Regions from separate parts of the Homo sapiens genome. Here all the other regions are linked to region 1. The links are chromatin loops, found by intact Hi-C in ENCODE. Cell type or tissue: OCI-LY7. All regions are shown on one strand.

The links. A loop is a pair of places that touch in the nucleus more often than their neighbours do. Peaks named below come from ENCODE experiments on the same cell type or tissue, not always from the same donor. Only the 100,000 strongest peaks of a DNase experiment are listed, where the experiment ranks them.
Region 2: a loop joins it to region 1, with 3 times the contacts of the local background. A loop is called at or near these places in 7 of 110 quality-filtered maps.
Region 3: a loop joins it to region 1, with 2.4 times the contacts of the local background. A loop is called at or near these places in 5 of 110 quality-filtered maps.

The regions. Positions count from the first base shown.
Region 1 is chr10:114,092,749-114,100,748 of GRCh38, forward strand. No RefSeq gene overlaps it. Among named protein-coding and RNA genes, the nearest start is that of ADRB1, 53 kb to the left of the region's middle. In OCI-LY7, no CTCF peak of the experiment used is centred here; DNase peaks (open chromatin) are centred at 3,363, 3,673 and 6,643; H3K4me3 peaks cover 1,788 bases; H3K27ac peaks cover 1,168 bases.
Region 2 is chr10:113,956,752-113,964,751 of GRCh38, forward strand. It overlaps LOC124902507 (a long non-coding RNA gene), which reads right to left and starts at 3,891. Exons shown (of 2, transcript XR_007062296.1): 1 at 2,715-3,891; 2 at 611-931. RefSeq lists enhancers at 1,913-2,413, 3,890-4,179. In OCI-LY7, no CTCF peak of the experiment used is centred here; DNase peaks (open chromatin) are centred at 2,860, 3,990, 4,250 and 4,960; H3K4me3 peaks cover 3,106 bases; H3K27ac peaks cover 3,677 bases.
Region 3 is chr10:113,867,580-113,875,579 of GRCh38, forward strand. All of the region lies in intron 2 of NHLRC2 (NHL repeat containing 2), which reads left to right. Among named protein-coding and RNA genes, the nearest start is that of NHLRC2, 17 kb to the left of the region's middle. In OCI-LY7, CTCF peaks have their summits at 4,767 (motif pointing right) and 4,975; no DNase peak of the experiment used is centred here.

The DNA.
Region 1 (8,000 bases):
TAGAAAATAATTGGTAAGATGGTCCCTCGTGTGTATAGGAGTGTTAAGTTTTCAAACCCTATACCAAGGTTTTATAAACAAACTCTCCGTGGTCTGTCCCCATATCCAGGCGGAGCAGGGCACTGCCTGAGTGGTAGGTTGGAGAACGCTGCTTACGTTTGTCGCCGAAGCCCACACGCCCACACCCAACTGTCACAAAGCCTGAAATTCCTACCATTAGAGTTACTACTTTTGGTTGATGGCTTCAAGAAAACCCTTGCTCAAAGACAAATATAACAGGCAAGAATTCTTCCATGACACTCAGTTGCAAATAGCATCGCACTTCTTTATTTTTCTATTGCAAATTAAAAGGTGTTAGGGTGGCTTATAAAGAATAGAATAGAGAAAGGGGAAAGAATTCTTTCAGTGGTGACCCCAGCAGACATCACCCTAATGAAGTGATGAGGGCTGGCACACTGGTGATGCCATGTGGGTACGGTATACTTTCCATGTGATGGGATAAGAAGGGCACTTCCCCAAATCCCACCACTAATCATAAGAAAAATCTAATCGTAAGAAAAATCTCCACAAACCCAGTTTGGGAGACATTCCACAGGCTAGCTGGACAGTACTATTCAAGGTGTCAAGGTCACAAAAAACTAGGCAAGCCTGAGAAACTGTCATAGGCCAGAGAAGACTGGGGACATATGCCGACTAGATGCTTTAAGGTACACAGAAGTGGCTCCTGGAACAGAAGGAGGGCACTAATGAAAACACTGGTGACATTCGAACAGAGTTTGGAAGTTAGTTAGTAATAAAAGGTACTAATGACATCTCTGAGTTTTGACAAATGTACCATGGAAATGTAACAATGGTAAAAGCTGGGTGAAGGACGTAAACTTTCTGTATGATCTTTGCAACATTTCCACAAATCTGAAATCATTCCAAAACAAGTGTCTTTTGAAGAGTTAGGAAGAAATCCAATATCCTTTTTACTCTCTGGTGCTGCCACCCCTACTCTTGGGCTGTACGGGACCTCTGGGAACATAGAGGGGCCCTAAACAATTCTCTAAGTCTAGGGTCGTACTCAGCTGGTTTGCCTTGCATCACCTTATGTGCTTGTGGGCATAGCCCACTGCCCACCGCTGTCTTTCCAGTGCTGTGGTTCTGTCTGAGTCAAGCCTCACTAGCTCAGCAAGCCCAGGTCAGGTCCATCCTGGTGCCAACAGGCAGTTTATGCCAAGCAATATTGTTTGGCTGTGTCCCCACCCAAATCTCTCCTTGAATTATAATAATCCCCACGTGTCAAGGATGGGGCCAGGTGGAGATAATTGAATCACGGGGGCAGTTTCCCCCATACTGTTCTCGTGATAGTGAATAAGTCTCATGAGATGTGATGGTTTTATAAATGGGAGTTTCCCTGCACAAGCTCTCTTGCCTGCTGCCATGTAAGATGTGCCTTTGCTTCTCTTTGCCTTCTGCCATGATTGTGAGGCCTCCCCAGCCATGTGGAACTGTGACTCCATTAAACCTTTTTCCTTTATAAATTACCCAGTCTCGGGTATGTCTTTATCAGCAATGTGAGAACGGACTAATATACCAAGTTTGCCAGCCCCTGCATTCTAGGTTCGGTACTGGGAGACACTTGCCTTGGCTATCAGGGCCCTGCATGACAGATCAGTACCCTGTCCTTCACTGGCCTCCAGGCAGGCAGCCATTATCCAAGTTGTCACCTTCCTTGAGGTAGTGCCTGCCCGTGGGAGTGCCCTGCACTGTTCCAGAGTCTCCTCTCCTGCCCTCCCACCAGCCTTGGGGCTCTGCTCCCTTTGTCCTCCTCTTCACCCCACAGAGCCCTGTCGTTCCAGTGGGTTGTGTACTGTCTCACACAGGAACTCCGACTGTTGAAAACAAAGATATCTAATGCTCCTTGGAGATAAAAGAAGTTCAGACATCCAGGACACGGAACCTGGCTCCTCATTTGGGATAAGAAGGGAAAAAAGCTACCTCTTTTTCTTTGTCGTAGAGCTTACAACTTGAGAAAAGTAGGAACGGTTAATTCTCAAGCTGGTAATTCCACCACCTCAAATGTTCTGTATATGGCCTTGCCCCACCCGCACATGAGGAGTGACATCACATGGTGATGGGAAGCATCAGCACCGGGCCCTGTACTATCCCCCACCCCGAAGAGGGAGATGGGGAAGGATCTTGCCATACACAGTCAGCCAGGAGCCCTGGCCAGGTCCACCAATGGGAGTAGCCAATAGAAAATAGTGTGGGCCTGAAACTGTCTTGGGGGATTCCAAGGTAACCACTCTGCATAAAAATGAGGCTCACAGACCATGTCAGAAAAGAACCTTGCAATGAATATAAGACTCTTCTTTCCTGATATGAGTTCAGAATATACTGTCTCCCAAGGCTTGACATCTGTCCTTTGGAGACATGTGTGAGCTTGCTCTAAATGGTTAAGTAAAGAATCAGGAGTGCCTTCCAAGTCCACGGCAGGATTGGGAACAAGGAGACCCTGCCTGGGGAACTTGATCACCACAGGGTCTGGACCACCTCTCTCAACATCACTGACCATGAAGCCCCAGGGGCCACTGCGGATAAAATGACTCCAACCTGGGCAAAAGCCACTGGGGTACAGGGGGTGTGTGTGTGTGTGTGTGTGTGTGTGTGTGTGTGTTTCTAGAGTGTGAGCCCCCTTCCTTTGGGTAAGGGTAACCAAAATGGGCAGGGAGCGGGATTCGAGTAGAGATCTTTAGAGGAGGAACATGAGAAGGGGGCACCAAATGAGAACCAGGGGAGCCCAGTTAGGACTTGTGGGCGCACTGGCAGGATGGTGGCCACTACAGCCAGTTTACAGGAGACCCAGCAGCTTGTGCAATGTCAGGGTGCTCTCAGGGCAAGCTGCAGCATCTCTGCCCAGAGCAAAGACAGGAGGGTATCCATCCACCGGACCACCGCTAGAACTGATTTGCGGAATGGTCGCGGGATACACAGCCTCCCAGCTTCACTCTGCAGCCTCCTGGGATTCTGAGTCACCTAATACACTTTAATAAATTCCTTTTTTGCCTCACAGGGCCAGACTTGGTCTCTGTTATTTGCCATCAAGAACCTCAATTGACACGTTAATTCCGTTTATCCCAAATTTATATAGATAAGTGTCACATGGAAACAATTCCCTTGTGCCTGGAAACAGTAAATTAAATGGATGGAATGGAACCAACCAGGCTGCTGTATAGCAAAAGAGAATAAAAATGTGTCTTTGTTTCCTCCCTCCATAATGCATATTAAATAACACATCTTACATTACATCTAAGCCTCAGAAACTTAAAAACCACTAGTAAGCACACGAGGGCTTGTGAGTTAATTATAACAGCCTTTGCTAAGTTCGGCTTGTGGTTTTCCTCTTATAATGAAATGTCAAGAATGGGGGAGGTAAGCTCAGTCGTGTGTTGCCGCTGATGTTTTTAACCAAAGGATCTGAGGCTGTTTGATATTTTTGGCTTCATAATTCCCATTTCCAGTCCTGATTTGGAAATAAAGATTGAAGTCCAAAGAAAAAGAAAGAGTGTTTCCAAGATACAGAATAGTCTGGCGTTCCGAGGTAAAACCTTAAATGCCTGAGGTCCATCTTCCCATTCTTTTGAGATTGCTTTTTTCATGTAGCAAGCTGTACTTTCCTGTTGCTCTTTTTGCCCCTTCCTGCCTTAGGACTGTAGGCTGGTGTCTACCTCAATGTATTGCAGTATTCATTTTGTAGCTGCTGACTTATTTCTTCTTGGGATTCCTCTTGAAGAATAAGACTTCAAACTCAGGACTTGGCACCAAAAAGAAATGAAGGTGTCACCATGTTGCTGTTGGATGCCCATGGGGGTACAGAGCTGTGTTTCTCATCTTCTTTCACCCCTATCACATGAAGTAGAGCCCAACAGAAAAGGGGTTCCCATAGCTGAGGTAGGCGGGGTGGGCATTATGCTTCTTATTCAGCTTTGAAATTTCAAAAGCCAAGAGACAGAGGTCAGTGGTGCACGATGGTATTATTTTGCCCTCTGTGAACTAAGCACACGCTTTCAGTATGGGTTGGAAATTCCTAACACTAAAAACTACCAATGCTGCTTTCTCTAGCCAAGGTGCAAGCTCTTCTGGACTCTGTGCATGTGTGTGTGTGTATGTGTGTGTGCATGTGTTGGGGGGAGAGTTGTGTAGAGGTGTGTGTAACTGGCCCTTGTCTTTCATAGAACCCAGGCTTATCTCACTGTGTCAGATACCCAGTCCCTAAGAATGACAGGAAGTGAATTTCGTCCCAGCCTGAGTTTGACCCATGTGGCTCCACTTCCAGACCCAGGATGACATCCAAGTTCTTCCGAACTTCCGGATCCTGAGAAGCCATTTATAACTGAGGAAGAGAAAGCCAGAGGGAAGTTGTTGACTGCAAGAGAGATTTTCAGTGAAGCTCCCTGAAAGCTGTAGAGAAGGCAAACCAGGAGTCCACTCTCTGCTCAATTTCCTGTTGAGTTCACCCAGCCTCCTTGCCATCTGGCCTCAGCAATAGGTGAGGGCCCTCACAGGGCCCAGCACGGAGTAGGCGTGCAGTCGATGATGGTGATGGATAAATAAATGAATGTTTTATTTGCAATATCACTCTAGGCTCAAATTCCCAACAAGGCATGACATTTAGTAGCCTCTTTGCAAATGTATCTTTTCACAAGGAACTTGGCCTCCAAATCTTGGGTGTGTACAGAGAATACAACTTTTCACCAGACCTATAGGCACATCGTCCGAAGCGGTCTGTCCCACCTCTATGGGATGACCACTTTCCTTTGTCTAGCACCTGACACCCTCCAAAGTCCTTTTTCTTACTTTACCTCATTTGAGTCTCAAAACAAGAAAGGAGGGCAAATTTTATCCGTTTTACCAGTGAGGAAACTGGCGCTCTGTTATGGGCTGAATTCTGTCTTCCTAAAATTCATATGCTGAAACCCTAACCACCCCCCCGAACCCCACAATGTGACTATATTTGGAGAAGGGGCCTTTAAATAAGTAATTAAGTTGAAATGGGGTCATGAGGGTGGGCTCTCATCCAATCTGACTGGTGTCCTTATAAGAAGAGAAGATTAGGACACAGACAAACACAGAGGGAAGACCATATGAACACAGCAAGAAAGTGGCCATCTGCAAGCCAAGGAGAAAGGCCTCGGGAGAAAGCAAACCTGCTGACACCTTGATGTCCGATGTCTGGCCTCCAGCACTGTAAGAAAATACTTTCTGTTGTTTAAACCACTCGGTCTGTGATCTTTTGTTATGGCAGTCCTAGCAAACTAATACAGGCTCAAAGAGGTTAAGTAACTCACCTGAGGTCTCACACCCAGTAAGAAGAGTGAACTTTTGTCCATATGCCCCAGTTTGAAAATTCCTTTTTTTTTTTTTTTTTTGTTTTTGGAGACAGGGTCTCTCTCTGTCACCCAGGCTGGAGTGCAGTGGCATGATCACAGCTCACTGCAGCCAAAACTTCCTGGGTTCAAGCGATCCTCCCACCATAGCCTCTTGTGTAGCTGGGACCACAGGCACGTGCCACCATGCCTGGCTATTTTATTTTATTTATTTTTTGTAGAGACAGGGTCTTGCCATGTTGCCCAAGCTGGTCTTGAGCTCCTGGGTTCAAGCAATACTCCCACCTTGGCCTCCCAAAGTGCTGGGATTATAGGCATGAGCCACCGCATCCAGCTTGAAAATTCTTTATCAAATAAAACAATTTATTTAGGTGGGGAAACACTGCCTCACAGCTGCTATTGCATAGTGGGCCTCTGACTGACTGACTTCTACACCGTTTAATTGCCTGAGGGTTATACACACAGGCACGAATTATAATGTTCCTTTAATTTCAGGCAACATTGATTCAATTAATATTTACAACAAACTGTTTCTTCGATCCTAGGCAGCACTGGGAAATAATACATGGTCCCCAGTCCCCACTCCTTATGACCCTCACCCCACCTCCAGGGAAAGCTGAAACAGCCCTCCTTATCTCTCGTGATTTGTTCAATAATCACATGCCCTATTTGAGCAACAGGCAGAGAATGACAAAGATTCTGACACAAATTAGACTTCTTCAGATAGATCTGACTCCAATTCAAACAGCTTTTTGACCTTGACTTATTTCCTGTGGGTTTAACAAAAGCGCATCTTCTCCCCTCCCCACCCAAGCCAGAAGGGACTCTGCTCACCCACAGGAGGCCCACTTTGTTTTTGTTTTTGTTTTTTTTTTTGAGGGGGAGTCTGGCTCTGTCACCCAGGCTGGAGTACAGTGGCACAATCTCGGCTCACTGCAACCTCCACCTCCTGGGTTCAAGCAATTCTCCTGCCTCAGCCTCCCGAGTAGTTGGGATTACAGGCACCCACCACCACACCTGGCTAATTTTTTGTATTTTTAGTAGAGATGGGGTTTCACCACGTTGGCCAGGCTGGTCTTGAACTCCTGACCTCAAGTGATCTGCCCACGTCGGCCTCCCAAAGTGCAGGGAATACAGGTGTGAGCCCCTGCACTGGGCCAGGAGGCCTACTTTTTAATTCTACTGTTTCTCCTTTCCCTGCTTCCCAGGGACCCTTCCAGAGACTGAGTTGGAGCAGGTGGTTTTGCTTTGCGTTCTGACCAGGAAGTGAAACCTGGGTGTGAGCAATGTTTTGCATTATGGGGCCATTTCACCTTTTCCTCCCTGCCTCGGGAAGGAAGGCTTGCAGTGTCCAAACTGGGTCTGACCTCTCAGGGGACATTTCTCAAAGCAGTGGGAACAAGAGTCCCTCAGTGCTGGATGGCTGGGGAATGGGTGGCCGAGGAGTGAAGCTCTATTCTGGGCAGAGCACTCCCCCTTGCTGAAAGGGCTGGAAAACGCTTTTGTCCCTGCTGGAAGTGGAGTAGCGTGGGATACAGGGCAGGGGGTCGCTGCTGAGTTTATCAGGGGAGCAGAGATTAGGCACTACTTGGTTAAAATACTAACTGCTGGGCTGGGTGCAGTGGTTCACGCCTGTAATCCCAGCACTTTGGGAGGCCGAGGTGGGCGGATCACCTGAGGTCAGGAGTTCAAGACCAGCCCAGCCAACATGACGAAACCCTGCCTCTACTAAAAATACAAAAATTAGCCAGACATGGTGGCATAGGTGTGTAATCCCAGCTACTTGGGAGGCTGAGGCAGGAGAATTGCTTGAACCCAGGAGGCAGAGATTGTTGAGTTAAGATCACGCCCCTGATCTTGCCTGGGCGACAGAGCAAGACTGTCTAAAGAAAAAAGTAATAGTAACTGCTGAAAGTGACAGAGACGTAATCCATATGTGCAACCGCCAGATGGCCACATTCTGTGTTCTGAGCCAGGTTCCGCCGAACGACCGCCCTAGATGATGATTTCGCACCCTGCCCAGCTCCAAGACCAAAACCTCAGTGTTTTGAGAATTCAATTTCCTACTCATTGATTTAGATAACATACATGAACTTGAATTCATTAGAAATATGCCTTTGTGTCTTCATGATCACCATCTTTGTGGTTTTCAAGATGATTGTTAGATCCTTATCAAAATATAAACAATTGGCAATGGTTCCAATTGTGTCAACAAAAGCCAACTTCAAACCTGTAATCCTCATGCTGAGTGGAGAGGCTGGTGCCCCACCCGGGCTGTGACATGGTGGCTTGGGAGATGTGTGACTCAGATATGTCAGACCATGAGTGAGGCACCCAACCTTCCCTCCCAGTGACCTTTGAAGTAAGGCGAATTGAAGTCCGCTGGTCTCCAGACAGGCACGGTAACGTGCACGCATCGGATGTGGTTCCCGGGGAATGGTGGGTGATTGTCCATCTTCCTAACAGTCCTCAAATGAGGACTCAGTTCCAGCTCTTAACGCAGCACAACAGAGTTCTTAATAGTAAAAGTCGTACTTTTCACTCACCGTGAAAAGCAAGTCTGCACATTGCTAGATATGTCCCAGTATTATTATCCAAGCTCCAGAAACGTACTCAGCCACAAAAGTA
Region 2 (8,000 bases), 140 kb before region 1:
ACTGATAACGACAAATCAATTTTTTTTTTTTTTGAGACAGTGTCTCACACTGTTACCCAGGCTGGAGTGCAGTCACATGGTCACAATCACGGCTCACTGCGGCCTCAACCTTCCGGGGTCAAGCAATCCTCCCACCTCAGCTTCCCAGGTAGTGGGGATTACAAGCACATGCCACCATGCCTGGCTAATTTTTTGTGCTTTGGATGGGGAAAGAGTTAACATCTGAGAAGATAAAAGTAGAATCTGAAAGGAGGGAAGCAACAGAGAATCTGGAAATGTGGCAGGGCCAGGGCAGGGTTGGGTTTGGAGTGGGAGGCGTGTGGAGACAGGTTTGGGAACAGCCTCAGTAGGGGAGAAGTTGGAATCTGGAAGAATTTGGAAACAGGTTTCTGAAGGGCTTCAGGGCCTTTATGCTTTTTTTTGCTTATTTCTTTTTGAGCCTTTCTCTTAGGTTTGGGAGTTTGCCAAAGGAATGTGCTCTGCAAGTAAGTCAACAAATAGTTCCCGAGGATCTGCTCTATGAAAAGCCCAAATTGTCTTTGAAAAGCATGCACTGTTTAAAAATGTTATACTGTGGTAAAACATACATAACATAAAATTTGCCATCGACTATTTTTTGAGCAATATTTTTAATGATGCGTAATAGACGTACAGAGTTTCAGGGCTTCCATCAACCATTTTTAAGTGCACGGCTCAGTTGTGTTAAGTATAGTCACACTGTTATACAACCCATCTCCAAAGCGTTTCCATCACCATTGAACAACAGTTCTCCATTTTCCTCCCCCTGGACCCCGGCAACCGCCTTCTAGCTTCTGTTTCTATGAGTTTGGTTACTCTAGATACCTCATGGAAGTGGGGTCATTCAGTCGTTGTCTTCGTGTTGCAGAGCAAGCATTTTTAAGTCCTGCTATGTGTCCATCACTGTGTATGACTCCGAAATAGAAAAGGAGGATCGTTAAAAATGGATCTTTTTTTCACTACCACTGTGATCAGCAAAACTGGGAAAAGGGCAGACCTTGGCTGTGGCCTCTCACATTGCCCCAGTCCATGGCATGAGCGTCTCACCCAAACTTCTATTCTGGCCCTAACTTTCCTCCCTGCCCCCATCCAATGCTGCCTGGACCAGCTGTCACACTGGACTCTGGGACAAATTAATTCACGTGAAACTGCTAATGGCTGACACAGTAATAAGTCAGATTGTGTTTCAACATAAAGATTTAAATCTCTTTTTAACAAAAATATAGAGAAGGGGGTCTCACTATGTTGCTCAGGCTGGTCTCAAACTCCTGGGCTCAAGTGATCCTCCTGCCTCAGTCTCCCAAGTAGCTAGAACTATAGTTGTGTGCCACCAAGAACTAAATCTCTAAAACTGGAACTTCAGATGACAGCAGTAGCCTGGTAAGGGAGAGCCCGTTCACAGTAGTCCTTTAGGTGTCTGCACAAAGCAAATGGGTTTCTCTCTGCCCATCATTGTAAGCCTGTGACCCTTGGGACAAAACACTTTGCCTCATAGGTGCATCCTAGGAAGAATCCATCCTACTAAAGTTGCCATCAACTGGCAGAGCACTCAACTGGCAGTGGTGTGACCTGCTGTCTCCCTGCTCTGTGCTGGAGTGGAGCCTCTGTGATCTGCCTCTGCCACAGGCAAAGTTCTCAGGGAAACTAGAGAAACTGGACTGACTTGGGGGAACCATTTATGACACCAGGTAAAAGACCATGGAATCCAGGCTCTTCAGGGCCATCGCTGTAGGGGCCTACTTCCTGTCTTAGTTCAGGTTCTAGAAGCAGAGCCTAAGACAGGGATTCCGGGGCATGTGATTTCTCCAGGGAGCGCCCTTCAGGAAAAACCTCCACGAGCATTAGGGAAGGACGGGCCAAGCAAGGATGGATCTTGGGTAAAGCCGAGCTGTGACCTGAGGCCCAAGGGCCGCTGGGGCATTTCCACAGGGCAGTCACACCGTCCTTCAGAGAAGGGGGCTGGCCTTTGTGCCTCCTCAACAGTTAGCCTCTGGCTGCAGTAGCAGGGCTAACCTCCCAGGTCACAGCAGCTTGGGACAAAGTCCCTGCCTGGTAAAAGATCTGGCTGGTTCTTTCAGGGGAACGTAACATCTGCATGACTCATGCGTGCAAACCACCCACACGCTAGGAATCTGAAGTGGTTGCTCCTAGAAACAGAAATAAACGACCATCCAGTGATGAAGAGTTTTCCCCAGCAAAGAGACAACTCCAGGGAAGAGCTTTCCAGTGTGAGTACAGAGATTGTGGTTTAAGGTAACTAATGATTTGCATAAAGCCAACTTCCATATTACCTGACACATGGTAAAATATGGACACAGTGCTTTTTGAGAGGTAGAGAAAAATAACTCAGTACACAACTTTACTGCCTGTAAAACCCAACACCAGAAAATTCCCTCCAATAAGAATCGGCACCAGACAGGCGTTGAAATATTTAGCATCTTCTGAGATGTAATTACTACTCCGCTGTGTGCATCTGTGTTTGCTGTCCCCTCCGAATGGAACAGGATGTGATTTCACTGAATTGGCAGATTTATCCACCTGGCTTTTGAGCAGTTGGTCATTTTTCAGCCTGGTGGTGAATGCCTTTCCCCATACCCCCAGCACACAGGCAGGCACCCTCCGCCCCCAGCTCCCAAATCCAAGAGAAAAACTCAAAGAGAACTCAACCGAGGGTGGATGGTTTTTCTGTCAGTTACCTGCTTTCTGTTCCTTCCAGAACCTACAACGGCCGTGACACTGGGGGCAGATCAGGAGTCTATAAATGACATATGACTAAGAAGCAGAGGGATACCAGCTGCTTATTGACAAAATGGGTGGCTCCCAGTGAGGCGTGGAAGGACAGAACTGGCCCAGACCAGCTGGGAGGCCTTGGCACATACAACAGAGCCTGCTGGGTCACAGCACAGCCATTGTCATCCTGTGAAACGTGAACCTGACCTTCTACCCAACAAGTTAATATCTCATATGGGTTTCTCCTTGGTTTCTTGCAGGATTTATACTTATCAAGGTAGCACTGATTTCAAGGAAGTAGCTTCTCTGTTTCTTTATGGCTGAATACTGTGTCAACTAGTGGTTTGCCCAACCCAGAAATTCAGGGTGATGAGACTGTGCCCTTTAGGGTGGGGTGCACCCTTCAAACTCCTGCATCTTGTGGGCAGATGGGCTTCAGTCCCAAGGAGTTAGCCTCTTTGGGGTACACATCCGGTGCTGGGGCCAGGGAAAGAATCCAGGTTCCCTAATCACACGAAAAAGGTACCTCCTCCTCTGCCAAAGTTCACTGTCAACTCTGTCCCAGGGTCCCAATAGCGCTAACATAAGCCCCCCTCCACCAGTGTAGAATGGTGGGTCATAAGGTGCTGGCAGGGATGTGGAGATCAGCCAGCTCAGGAGGCTTCACACTGGCTTTGGCTTACAGTCTTTAAATAAAAGTAAAATGTAAAGATGAGGCAGCTCAGGTCAGTGCAGAGGGGAGACCTGACTCCTGCTCACTCACCCACCCCCGTCCACAGGCCCCAGGGGAGCTCCGTGGGTGCCCCTGGAATCCCTCAGCACTTTGGAAAGCACTGAGCCAATGCAATCCTCCTTCTGCACACGGAGAGACTCAGACCTGAAAGGGAAAGCCACGGGGGGTGGGTCCTGGGTCCTTCTCGCCACCCTATGCAGTTGGCCTCCTGGCCCGCACGCTTCAGAAGGCTCCTGTTGGAGCCCTGTCCCTTCCCCAGGTCAAGTCCTCTCCCTGGTCACTGCTCCACACCAAGTGCCAGGCCTGGTTTTTATTGTTCTCAGACTCAGTTCCTGCCTCTTTATCCCCATAAGCCCAAGGCCCCCTGCAAGCCCTTTTCCCCACCTGTGTGTGTTCTGCAAGGGAGGCACCTGAGCTGGGGCAGCGACTATTTACCTTGTTGAGGCAAAGGACAAGCGTGACTTCCTTTGTTTGATGTTGCTACGTTATTAGAAAAAATAAAACCACAGGCCCAACAAAGAGGTTTCAGATATGACTGGATGGCACCATCTCCCAGGGCCATGGGGGTTGAGGCCAGAGCCCAGGCTAGGTGATGAGAACCACCAGGACACAAAGACAGCAGACTCTGTGATGTCGACACAGAAAAATGACAAGGGGATGACGTCACTCTCCTGGAAGCTTCGGAGTCCACCTGCCTCCCTAACGAGGCATTTCTTAAGGCCTGAAATGGCTAAGGCCTCACCCCGCTGAGTCCTTCCTTTTCTTACGTCCTGTGCTCTCTCTTCGCTTCCCCGCCCTCTGCTCTCCACCTTTGCCCTGTCACTTGTTTCCCTGCTCCCTGCTCCTTGCACCCACTCCTTCTGTCTGTATCTGGCCTCCACATGTCTATTCTCTGCCTTTTCTTGTTGCCTGTCTTTTCCTTCTGTGCTTCTATCCTGCCCTTCTTTCTGTTTCTCCTTTAGCTGTGTGCATGAACACACTTACTTGCACACAAGCACATACAATGCAGGTATGCACATGCGTACACAATCCCACACAAGTTTACACTCAGAGAACTACACACAACCACACGCAGAAGCATGTGCACATGCATGCCCACATGCACACACAATGCATGTGTGCACACACACGATCATCCACAATCAAATACAGTCCCGCATAGACAATCTCATACAGCTTATGCTCACGCAGTCACACACACACACACACACACACACACACACACTCACTCACTCACCTCTCTCTAGACCAAGCTAAGTAAACTCAGAAGAGACCTGCTTTTAACCCACAGGCTTGTTGACGCCTCTTTGTACTAAGAGTGATTAGCAACCACAGGAGTGTCTCAGCTAATTAAATAAGTCTGAAGCCGGGGACCAAGAAGCTAGGAGTCCTCTTGTATAAAACTGGTTCCAGCCATGGCACCCCCTGGAAAGGAGCTTCCTGTCTCAGTCATTTGAGCAGGTGGCGACTTCAGCAGCTGCAGCTAGACTGCTAAGAGATGGGACTCCCCATAACTTTTGAAGACGGTTGTGGTTAGAGTTTGGAGGCCTACTTTGGTTTTGATCTTCGGAGACTGGGTTTAGAAAGGAAGCATTATTTTGAGAAGGGAGATCGTAATCACACTGGCTTTTTTGATTGACGTCTGCAGTCTGGCTTAAAGGGTTCCTTGGGAGAAATGCAGGGTTTGCTACTTAAGCTGAAAGCAGGCTGGTAGGTCTACCAGGTCAAAGAACAGAAACTAAGGGATTCTGAGTTTTCATCGTGGCCCTGCTGCTACAAATCAGCTGCTTGACGCAAAAGTCAACTGACTTCTCAAGGCCTCAAATGACCTAGTCTTACCATGTCAGTATCCTAATAGTCCATTGCCTAACTAAAAATTTTGTGCAGAAAATAATTGATCAGGGTTGAAAAGTAACAAACAGGAAGTTACAAACCATTCTTATTTCTTTTTAATGTATTTGAGGCAAACAGAATGGTTTAGGATTCCCTGTTAGATGGTAGTTTGAGGACATTTATTGTGAAGACAAGCAGACTTTCAACTAAAGTGACCATGGTGCCTGAGCACTTTATCAGGAAAAGTAGTCTGATAAGAATAAGGAAAGTAGGACAGAATCTAAAATTGGGAACTTTCCAGAGAATCTGCAATATGTGGTAGTTTTCTGAAATTCAGTCATCGCCAAGGGCAATGATGTAGTATTGGATAATAATTAGTGCCCAAAATAAGTTCTCCCACATATCACAAAAATGTTAAATAAAGTTTAATGTACTCCATTTAAGCAGAAAGGAATAATAAGAACATAATCTCTCTCTGTATATATGATGAAATATATATGGAGAGAAATATGGAGAGATATATGGAGTTATAATACATATATATGATTTAGACAGAATTTAATCTTCCTATGGATTAAAAATGTTCATCTGGCCGGGTGCGATGGTTCACACCTATAATCCCAGTGCTTTGGGAGGCTGAGGCAGGAATATCACTTGAGGCCCAGGGTTCTAGACCAGCCTGGGCAACATAGCAAGATCTCCATCTCTACACAAAAATAAAAAATTAGCTGAGAGAGATGGTGCACACCTGTAAGGCTGAGGCGAGAGGACCACTTGAGCCCAGGAGTTTGAGGCTGCAGTGAACTACTTCACATCACTGTACTCCAGCCTGGATGACAAAGTGAGACTCAGTGTCTCTCTCTCTCTCTCTCTCTCTATATATATATATATATGTATATATATATATATCTATCTTACAAAATGTTTAAAATAAAAAATGTTTGGGTCCTAAACAGGCAAACCCTCATCTCTGTGGAAAAACTCATATATCACCATGACATATTTTGCAAGAGTCCCAAGTAGCAGAGATTTCCCCATATGCAATTCATAAGCAATTCTCAAGTGCCTAGTAGCTGTGGGGAATTGGTTGCTTTTATATCTTTGAGGACACATCAGTCCAGACTATGGCAGGACATTAGTTGTCTCTTGCTACTGTAACAAATTACAACAAGCTTAGTGGTTTAAAATAACACACATTTATTATCTTACGGTTCCATAGGTCAGAAGGCTGAAATAGGTCCCACTGGGCTAAAATCAAGGTGTGGGCAGGACTGTGTTTCTCTATGGAGTTTCGAGGGAAGAAATTGGAAATTGTTTCCTTGCCCTTGTCAGCTTTTGGAAACCCCTCACATTCCTTGGCTCATAGCCCCTTCCTCCATCTTCAAAGCCATCAATGGCAGGTAAAGTCCTTCTCATGTTGCATCCATCTGACCCACAGTCATGTCTTCCTCTCTCCACAGCTGGGAAAGTTCCTCTCTTTTGAAGGATTCATAGGATTAGATTGGGCCCACTGAACAATCAAGGATAATCTCCCCATCTCACAGTCCTTAAAATAAATCATATTTGCAAAATCCCTTTTGCCATGTGAGGTAACATATTCACAGGTTCCGGACATTAGGAGGTGGGCATCATTCTGGTGCCATTATCTGCCGATCATAGTCAAGTAGAGGCCAGGATTCCAGACTTGGAATTAGCAGAGGTCAATGCAAGCTCAATTTAGCAATGGCAGCAAACTATCACACGACTATAGTAAGGCATGAAATTGCTCTGAATTTGTGCTTTCTCCCCCGGTCAAAAAAGAAAAAAGAAAAAAAAGAAAATAGGAGGTGTTCTCTACTTCATTAACTATGTCACAGAGCAATTTGAGGCTGTCACACTCCAAAAGCATGACACACAGTCCTAGGAGAAAGCCATTTGCAATGTCCTGGGGGAAGCAGGGCACAGAGCAAGCTCAGCACATGTCAGAGCCTGTCATGAACTACCAGCTTCAGACAAAATAGCTACCTGATCAGCATGTTGGGTTGACATCTTTGAGCAAGGCTCCAGGGCGCATTTCAGGAGACTTGGGCTCTAGCACAGTGACAGTAATGGAGAAGAAAACAAAGATGGTTGAAACCCTTGAGTCCCCGGATTCAAGTTATATATGATTTAGTGAAGGTGTCAAGGCACGTGCATAACTCAGATACATGGCAGGATGAAAAAGGCTGCAGCTTCGGGAGGAATGGGCTACAGGACTCGTGCCTATGGTCCATCCAGGTTACTGCCATGTCTCTGATAGAGACCCAGAGGAAAAGTTTTGGGATAGGTCAGCCAAACGGAAAGGCCAAGAACATCCCCTAAATGTGCCTACCTTCCCTCCAATAATCCATTATGGTTCTATCTTACATTAATTCCTTTAATCTCATTTTTAAAAACCTAATGCAATTGTATAGGCCTTTCAGACCCTGAAAGCATGCAAAGCAGATGTGGTACCTTTTTTATTTCTTTTCTTTTTTTAATAACATAGTAGTTTGTGAAATGCCTCTTCTCTTTTTTCCACTAGGGATCCTGATGGACTGGCTATCTACCTCCCCAGGATAAAAGCAGTGAGGCACCTGTTTTTTGAGCTTAATGTTGGCAAATGTGGCTAATACCCAACTGTCCGGGTGTTCATGAGGGGCTTAATATTCTTAGCAGTGTGCTTGTT
Region 3 (8,000 bases), 230 kb before region 1:
CTAGCCTCCCTGGCTTTCCTTCAGTTCCTAAGTATCATTGTTCCTCTTGCTTTAACACCTTGACACAGTGTTCCCTCTGCCTGGAATCATCGTCTCATCCTTTTTGTCTAGTGAAGCCATGGTTGTCTTCTGGATCTCAGAATGTCTCCATTACAGGTTTTTGTTTTTGTTTTTGTTTTTGTTTTTTTAGCATCTTTCGAAATGCCTCAAATAGTCTCAATCCTTGCATTTAACTAGGTTTTTACATTGCCTGTGATTAAACTACACGTTCTACTATAGTATATACAATTGTAATTGAGTGCATTTAGAAGTATACGTCTCTCAATAAGACTTTTGAAGCTTTAAAAATATGTATTTTAAAAAGTGGTTTTATTACTAATATTTTAGAAGCAGTTATATATTTATCATGTTTTTTGTTGGTTAGTCAGAGACAAGGTCTCACTCTGTTGCCTGGGCTGGATTTCACTGGTGCGATCACAGCTCACGGCAGCCACGACCTCCTGGGCTCAAGTGATCTGCCCGCCTCAGCCTCTCAAAGTGCTGGTATTACAAACAGCCTGAGCCACCATGTATGTGTGGTTTTTTTATTGGTGGTGATGGTGGTGTTTTACTTCACTGAGAAGAAGGAAGTTACAATTTTTGATATAGTTTCTCCTTCCCTCATTCCCTTCTTCCTTGCCCTCTTCTCTCCCTCTTTCCTGTCTCCCTCTCTTCTTTCCTTTCTTCTGTATTTTCTCTTAAATGGAGTAATTTTGATCCCTATGTTGGCAAAGGATTCATAAAGGGCAGAATCTTTTACATCCGCTTTTCAGTATGCATGATTAACAGAAAAAGCTAAATAATTTAAGAAAAATCTGCATATTGAGGTTCTTACAGAAACAAATGGGAGTGGATATTTGGCAATTGTGTTTGTACGTAGATCAATATAGATCTCCTATTTGGACAATATGATATGGTTTATTATACAGATTTATAAATTCCTTCAGTATTTATGTCCTGTGAAATCATTTGTTTCCTACTTACGTACTAGGCACTGGAGAATAATAAAACATGCATGGGACCTATGTAATTAGTAGGCATTATAGTCTAACAAAAGAAGGCATATAATTAAATAATCATACATATTTTTATAATTTCTGATTAGTGATCTATAGGAAAAATTACAGGCTGCTATGATGACATTATAGAGTTTAATCTGGAAGAAATCTTTCTTATGAAAGTAAAAATTGAACTTCTGTTCTAAAAGACAAGCGTGGCTTTAGTAGGTGAGAACAGATGAGAACATTCCAGTCAGAGGGAACACTGTATGCCAACCCTATAAAGCAAAAGGAATAATATTATTGAGGAACCAAAGGAAGTCCTAGAATATACTGCAGGAGGAAAAGAGTGTGGAGAAGATACTGGAGAGATGAGATTTGTTATACTAGGAACAATTGAAAGCCAATGAAGGATTTTCTGCAACAAGGTGACATGATCAGATTTGTGTTTTTAAAAGATCAGTGACTTCAGGATGGATAACTACTTGGTGGGCAAGAATGGATATGGGAAATCTGTGACAAGGCTGTTGTGCTCTCTGTGAATAGGATAACAACTTGAAACTAGTCATAGCTGATAAGAGCAATAGGACTTGATTGTGGATTAAGTATGGATGATGAGAGTGGGCTGATTGATTACTACAGAGATGTCCTAGACTGGTTTTTTGCTTCTATAATTGGATGGATGATGGTGCCATGCAGTGACAGGAAACACTGAAAAGGTCATATTTGGAGGAGAAGGTTATGAGTTTAGTTTGAAATATCTTTGAGACTTGCCCTTCATTCTCCATATAACTTCCCATTTTTCTTAGGATAAAGATATAAATCTTTACCATGACTTACAAGACTGATCCCATCTGTATGTTTGTTCTCATTTTGTCCCACGTTCTCCATTGTTCTCTGTGCCTAGTCACTTACCTTCTTCAGTTTCTTCTATCCTTCCTGCTTCCTCTTTGTAGGTGCTGTTGTCTCTCCCTGGAATCTCCTTCAGCGTTCTCTGCACCTAACACCTCATCATTCACATCTCACTTCAGTCATCACTTCTTCAAGGAAATGTTGGGATATATTTATCAGTAGGAAAATGTGTGATACATGATAACATACTTTATGATAAATATTACATATATATAATGTACATAAAATGTATACAGATTTAACTCATGGATTCTTATTTAAAATTCATTGGGTTATAAATAATTACTGTGATAATTTATTTTGGTATTCCAATGGTCCAAGATTTGACTAATAGGATCCCCTTCAGGCTGTCTTCTGTGATCTTTTGGTATTTCTTTGTCGTTTTTTGAGCCCTTCCTTACTAAATACACCAAAATATTTCCATATGTATCTTGTGTTTTTCCAGCCCAACCCTGAGTCAGCTATTTCTTTAAGGAGCTTTGATCCCTTTTAGTAGGGAATGGTATTGAGAAACCAAGGTCTGGGAACTAGATGTGCTCATTGCTACTATGGTGTTTTTGCTTCTAGTTTCTCAAATAATTCAGAAATTACTTAGGCTATTCCTTCCCACTTCTCAGCTTCCCCCATTAAATTATGTTATTCATCTAAAGTATCGTTAGATTTATTTTTTTCTATTTGTATTTCATTTTAAGTCCCCCCATCTTTGTTGACTTAGTTTTTGAGTGTGTAAGACAACATGGTCTTCAAAGTGAGGATGAAACAGATATTCATTCTATCCACCCATCCCTTCTAACTGTTCTTGCCTTCCCATTTCTGTCCTATATTTTTTAAAATTTCCTTTTTTTTAAAACAAAAGGTGACATACTGTAGACATTTTTATACACTCGCTTTTTTCATGTAAAATTTTATCCCAGGAGTCACTTCATAACAGTTCATAGAGAACTTCTTGACTTTTAAAAATAACTGCATAGTACTCCGCTATATGTGTGCCATAACTCATTCAGCCACTCTCCTATCCTGTGTGTTGGCTCTTAGATCATTCCATATTTAGCAATTATAAGCAATAAATAATCTTGTAGATATGCTTTTGTCTTGCTGGTGGAATCACTTAAGGATAAATTCCTAAAAGTGGCATTGCTGGGTCAAAGTTAAGTACATATGTAGTTTCGTTAGGTATTGCCTAGTTCTTCATCAGGAAAGTTGTACCAGTTTGTATTTCTGCTAGCAGTGTGTGAGTGTACCTCTTTCTCAGATGCTGCTTCAATAAACTGTCTTGACATACTTTTTAATTTTTACCAATCTAATAGATAGGAAGTGGTATCTTGGTGTAATTTTAAGATGTATTTTTGAGTTGGGTTAATCTTATGTTTATATGGCTATTTATTGTATATGAAGTTTTGTCTGCCATTATATCCCCTAACTGGTTATTGTTTGAGTATATAAAGGCTACTGATTTCCATGTGTTAATTATTCTTGCTTCCTGCATCTTTTTTTTTTTTTTTTTTTTTTTTTTGAGACGGAGTTTTGTTCTTATTGCCCAGGCTAGAGTACAGTGGCGTGATCTCGGTTCACCGCAACGTTTGCCTCTCAGGTTCAAGCAATTCTCCTGCCTCAGCCTCCCAAGTAGCTGGGATTACGTGGATGTGCCACCACGCCCGGCTAATTTTGTATTTTTAGTAGAGACAGAGTTTCTCCATGTTGGTCAGGCTGGTCTTGGCCTCCCGACCTCAGGTGATCAGCCAGCCTCGGCCTCCCAAAGTGTTGGGATTACAGGCGTGAGCCACTGCACCTGGCCCTGAATCTTTTATTATTTGACTTAGTTTTATAATTGAGTCTCTGGACTTTTCTTGATATACTGTTATAGCTCCATATAGAAATTTTTCAGTCTTATGCCTCTAATTGATTTCACTTGTCTAATTATGTTGGCTAATCCCCCACGCCCCACCTCAATTTATTGTTAAACAATAGTAGAGATGGTAGGCATTTTTTTCCTTATTCTTTATCGTATTGGAAGTACTTCTGTTTTTATACTACTGGAAATACTTCTATTTTATACTGTACTTCTGTTTTTATACCAGTTTCTGGTTTTATACTTAGTTTATTTAATCAACTAACAAAGTATGAAAGATTAGTGTAAGTAATTATATGTCAATAAACCTAATGATTAAAAAGAATCTATCTGTGCTACTTCTGGGTTTGGAGGAGGATGGTGGCTACCTGATCTTGAATCTCCCCACTGTCCCTCCCCTCTGTTCCAAACAATAAAAAAGGGGAGAACAAGTAAAATCTCACTTGGCCCTGCATTTCACAATACTAGGAGACAGAGAATATCATGGCCTTGACATTAGATGGAAGTTCAGAAATAAACTAAATTCCCATAAAGGTTCTATTGCTGTAAGTCTGTGGATGCCAAGAACAAGTGTAGGGGAGACTTAAAAGACTCCATGAGAACAAGCAGAGTGGTTCAGAGTATTTAGACAACGCACAAACAGAATAGTCTCCTTACCCCCAGAAAGAGAAGCTCCAATACAAAGTATAAAATACTGAACACAGGTTTGGACATACTAGACCATATCACCAGCTCTTACAAGAGTGCAGGACAAGGAATTGAAGCCTCAGAGAAGCATTGCTCCTGGGAGATAATCAGCTATATAAGAAAGATGTGGTTTCCCTTGGAGATAGGCCACTGAAGGGAAAAAAGCGTATATGAAGGAAAAGGTAAGGTTCTAATGGAAACAAAAGAGAAAGAAGATATATCAACCCCTCCTTACACCAATGCTATTCATCAATGAAACTGCCCAGAAAAAGGGAACTGTCAGAAGAGGGCACTCTCAAACTAGGAACCCTATTCGCAAAATGAACAGGAATAGAAAAAAGCAGATCACATCTATATAAAAACTACTGCAAAAGAAGCTGAAAATGCAATTCAGAGTTAAAATGCTGATACAAAATTGACAAAACTGTAACACCTTGCTTCATACTGGATTAAATATCCTTAGTCAGCATTTAGGAATAATGAAAAAAAAACAGCTTGAATCAGAAATTTCAAAATAAGAAATGGACAAAAAAGAAACAGGGAAATGAGTGTTAATTGAATCCAGAAAAGAGAAGACAAATTCAAAATTGTATTACAAATGAAAACTAAATTTGACCAAGGGACAATAAATTTGTATAAAAATTTATTAAGGGGCATTAAAAGCAGGGAGGGAAACCCCAGAGAATGAAAATGAGCTAAAAAAAAAAAAAAAGTTAAAAGGTTTAGAGAAAAAAATGATTGAATTGGAAAACAGGCAGAGGAGGTCCAACATAAGACTACTTGGAGACCTTCAAGAAAATCAGAACAGCTGACTGGAACAAATATCTAAAATTAGAATCCAAGAAAACTTTCTGGAAAGAAAAGAAACCTTGAATCTACATATTGAAAGGGCCTACCAGGTACCGGGGGTGATTGACCCAGAACAGTCCAAGAAGTATCCTAGTAAAATTATTATACTTTAAACATTGAAAAACAAAGAACGTAACTTACAAAGACATGTAAGTTAGACTGGCCATGCTTTTCACAAATAACGTACAAAGCAAGGCAACAGTAGAGTGACATTTCAGGAATCTTAATGAGTGTAAACCATAAACCAAAGAGATTATATCCAACCATTTGTCCTTCAAGAATCAATCAAGGTTAAAGAAAAACAGTTTGAATGTCCCAAAACTCAGAGAATACTGTGCACATGTGCCCTTTCTGGTGAATCTACTATAGGGAGAGCTAGAGAACCATGGGTGAGTAGGGAAACTGCTAATGGATGGATGGAGATTTTATACATGTAGAGCTAACACCAAAACTAAGATGTAGAGTTTTGGTATATTAGTCATAGTTTGATCAGAGAAGCACAACTGGGTATAATAATGAGAGAACTAATAGAGAATTCATTATAGGTAGTTGACCTTATGTTATTGTGGAGCTACATGGCTAACTAGTATATGTGAGGCTGTTGCTTTTGTGTGCTCCTGCAACCTACCTAAGTTTACTAACTTTTCACAGTCTTCAAGCAGAGGTGTGTGTGCGTATGTTCTTGTGCTTTGGTTTGGAATTAAAGTTGTAATTACTGGCAAATTATATCTCCTGATGGCAGGTCAGGCAGTTGAGAAGGAAAGATGGATATAAAGTAGCAGAGAACAAGGGCAAACCAGAAAGAACGTGCAAACATGAACTAGAACTTGCAAGGATAAACTGAAACCCATGTAAGCTTTAGTTTAGATGATGAAGTGGAGCAAAACACTCATCTGGCCCAGAAATTAGAGACGCGGAAGGAGGAGATCTACAACCCTTATATTCTTATTGCTTTCATTTGCCTTGCATATCTTTTTCTACCCCTTTACTTTTAGTCTTTCTGATTCACATTTTCTTAGATGTATCTTTTATGTAAAGAACTTATCCAAATCTTTTTCTTTTAATAATGAGTTAAGCCCATTGGTACTTATTCATATGACTGGTAATGTACAAGTATTATGTGTATTTGGTTATATTTGTTGTGTTTATCAACATGATGCACTTTCTTTGCTGTTTTATTTTCATAATCTCTTCTGATATTTATAAATGTTTACATTTATCTTTTATTAATCTTTGTACTTACAACTTTAAAAAATAATTATAGCAAAATTTGTTGAAATTTTACTCTACACTAGGTACTATGCTAAATGCCTTACACAGATTATCTCTTTTAATCCACCTGACTTATAAGGCATTTGCTGTTATTTTCCTCGTTTTGCAAATGAGAAAACAGATGAACAGGTTAAGTAACTTGCCCAAGGTAACAGGTGTGCAGTCCTTCCCACTCCTCCCCACCACCTTTACCCACATCCCCCAGGCAACCATTCCTCATTGCATCTTTTTTCCCAGCTGCTTTCAAGGCATGTGTTTGTGTGTGTGTGTGTGTGTGTGTGTGTGTGTGTGTGTGTGTGTGTGTGTGTGTTTAGCCTTTGATTTTCAGCAGTTTGTTTATGATGTGTCTAGACATGGTTTTAATGTATTTTATTTTGTGTGTGTTGAGCTTGAATTCTCTAAATTTATATATTTAATCAAATTTTGAAAGTTGGGACATTACTCAGTTATTTTTTTCTGCCCCAATCTTATTTATTCACTTTTTCTGGGATTCCAGTATACTTATTTAGATATTTTGAAACTGTTCCACAGGTCCCTGAGGTTCTGTTTATTTTTTTTCAATCTTCTTTCTCTCTTTATGTTCTTTAGATTGGATTAATTTCTGTTGAGCTGTCTTCAGGTTCATTAACCTTTTCTTTGTCATGTCCTTTTTGCCAATGAGATCATCCAGTGAACTTGTGGTATTTTTCAGTTCTAACATTTTTAGTTACTTTTTATAATTTCCATTTCTCTGTTTTTATTTCCTGTCTTTTTACTTCATTTGTGTTTTTCTTTACCTCATGGAGCATAGTTATCTAGTTGCTTGAAAGTCTTTGGTAAGTCGAACATCTGCTTTATCTTGGCATCGGTATCTGTTGCTTGTTTTTTTTGCCCCCTACCTTGATAACTGACCATATTTCCTTGTTCTTTTCTTTGAATATCAGGTAATTTTTTATTGTATCCTGGACGTTGGAATGTGACGATATGTGAACTCTGGGTTCTGTTATAGTCCTGTAGGGAACATTGGTAGCCTTATTTTAGTAGGCATCAACCCTCTTAATTCAAATTATAACTTCTGTCTCATCTTCCATCAGCTCTCGCTCCTTCTGTAAACCCAGTTATTCAGTTATCAGCTCCCCAAGCATTTGCTACACTTTTTAAAATCTGTTCCCTGTACTGTAGTTTAGGGGTTAAACAAAGACTTCTGAGTGTTCATACTCAGAAATAAGGAGCCACCTTCCCCAGCTGTTCTCCTCAGGGTTTCTCCCACACTGTCCAGGTTATGTGGTTTCTTGGGCTAGAGTTGCAGTGGGATTTCTGTTGGAGTTTTGGCTCTCCATACAGCTCCAAAACTGGAACCCACTCTCAGGACAAAGCTAGGAAAAGGATTGGAAAAGAAAATAAAATTGGCAGCT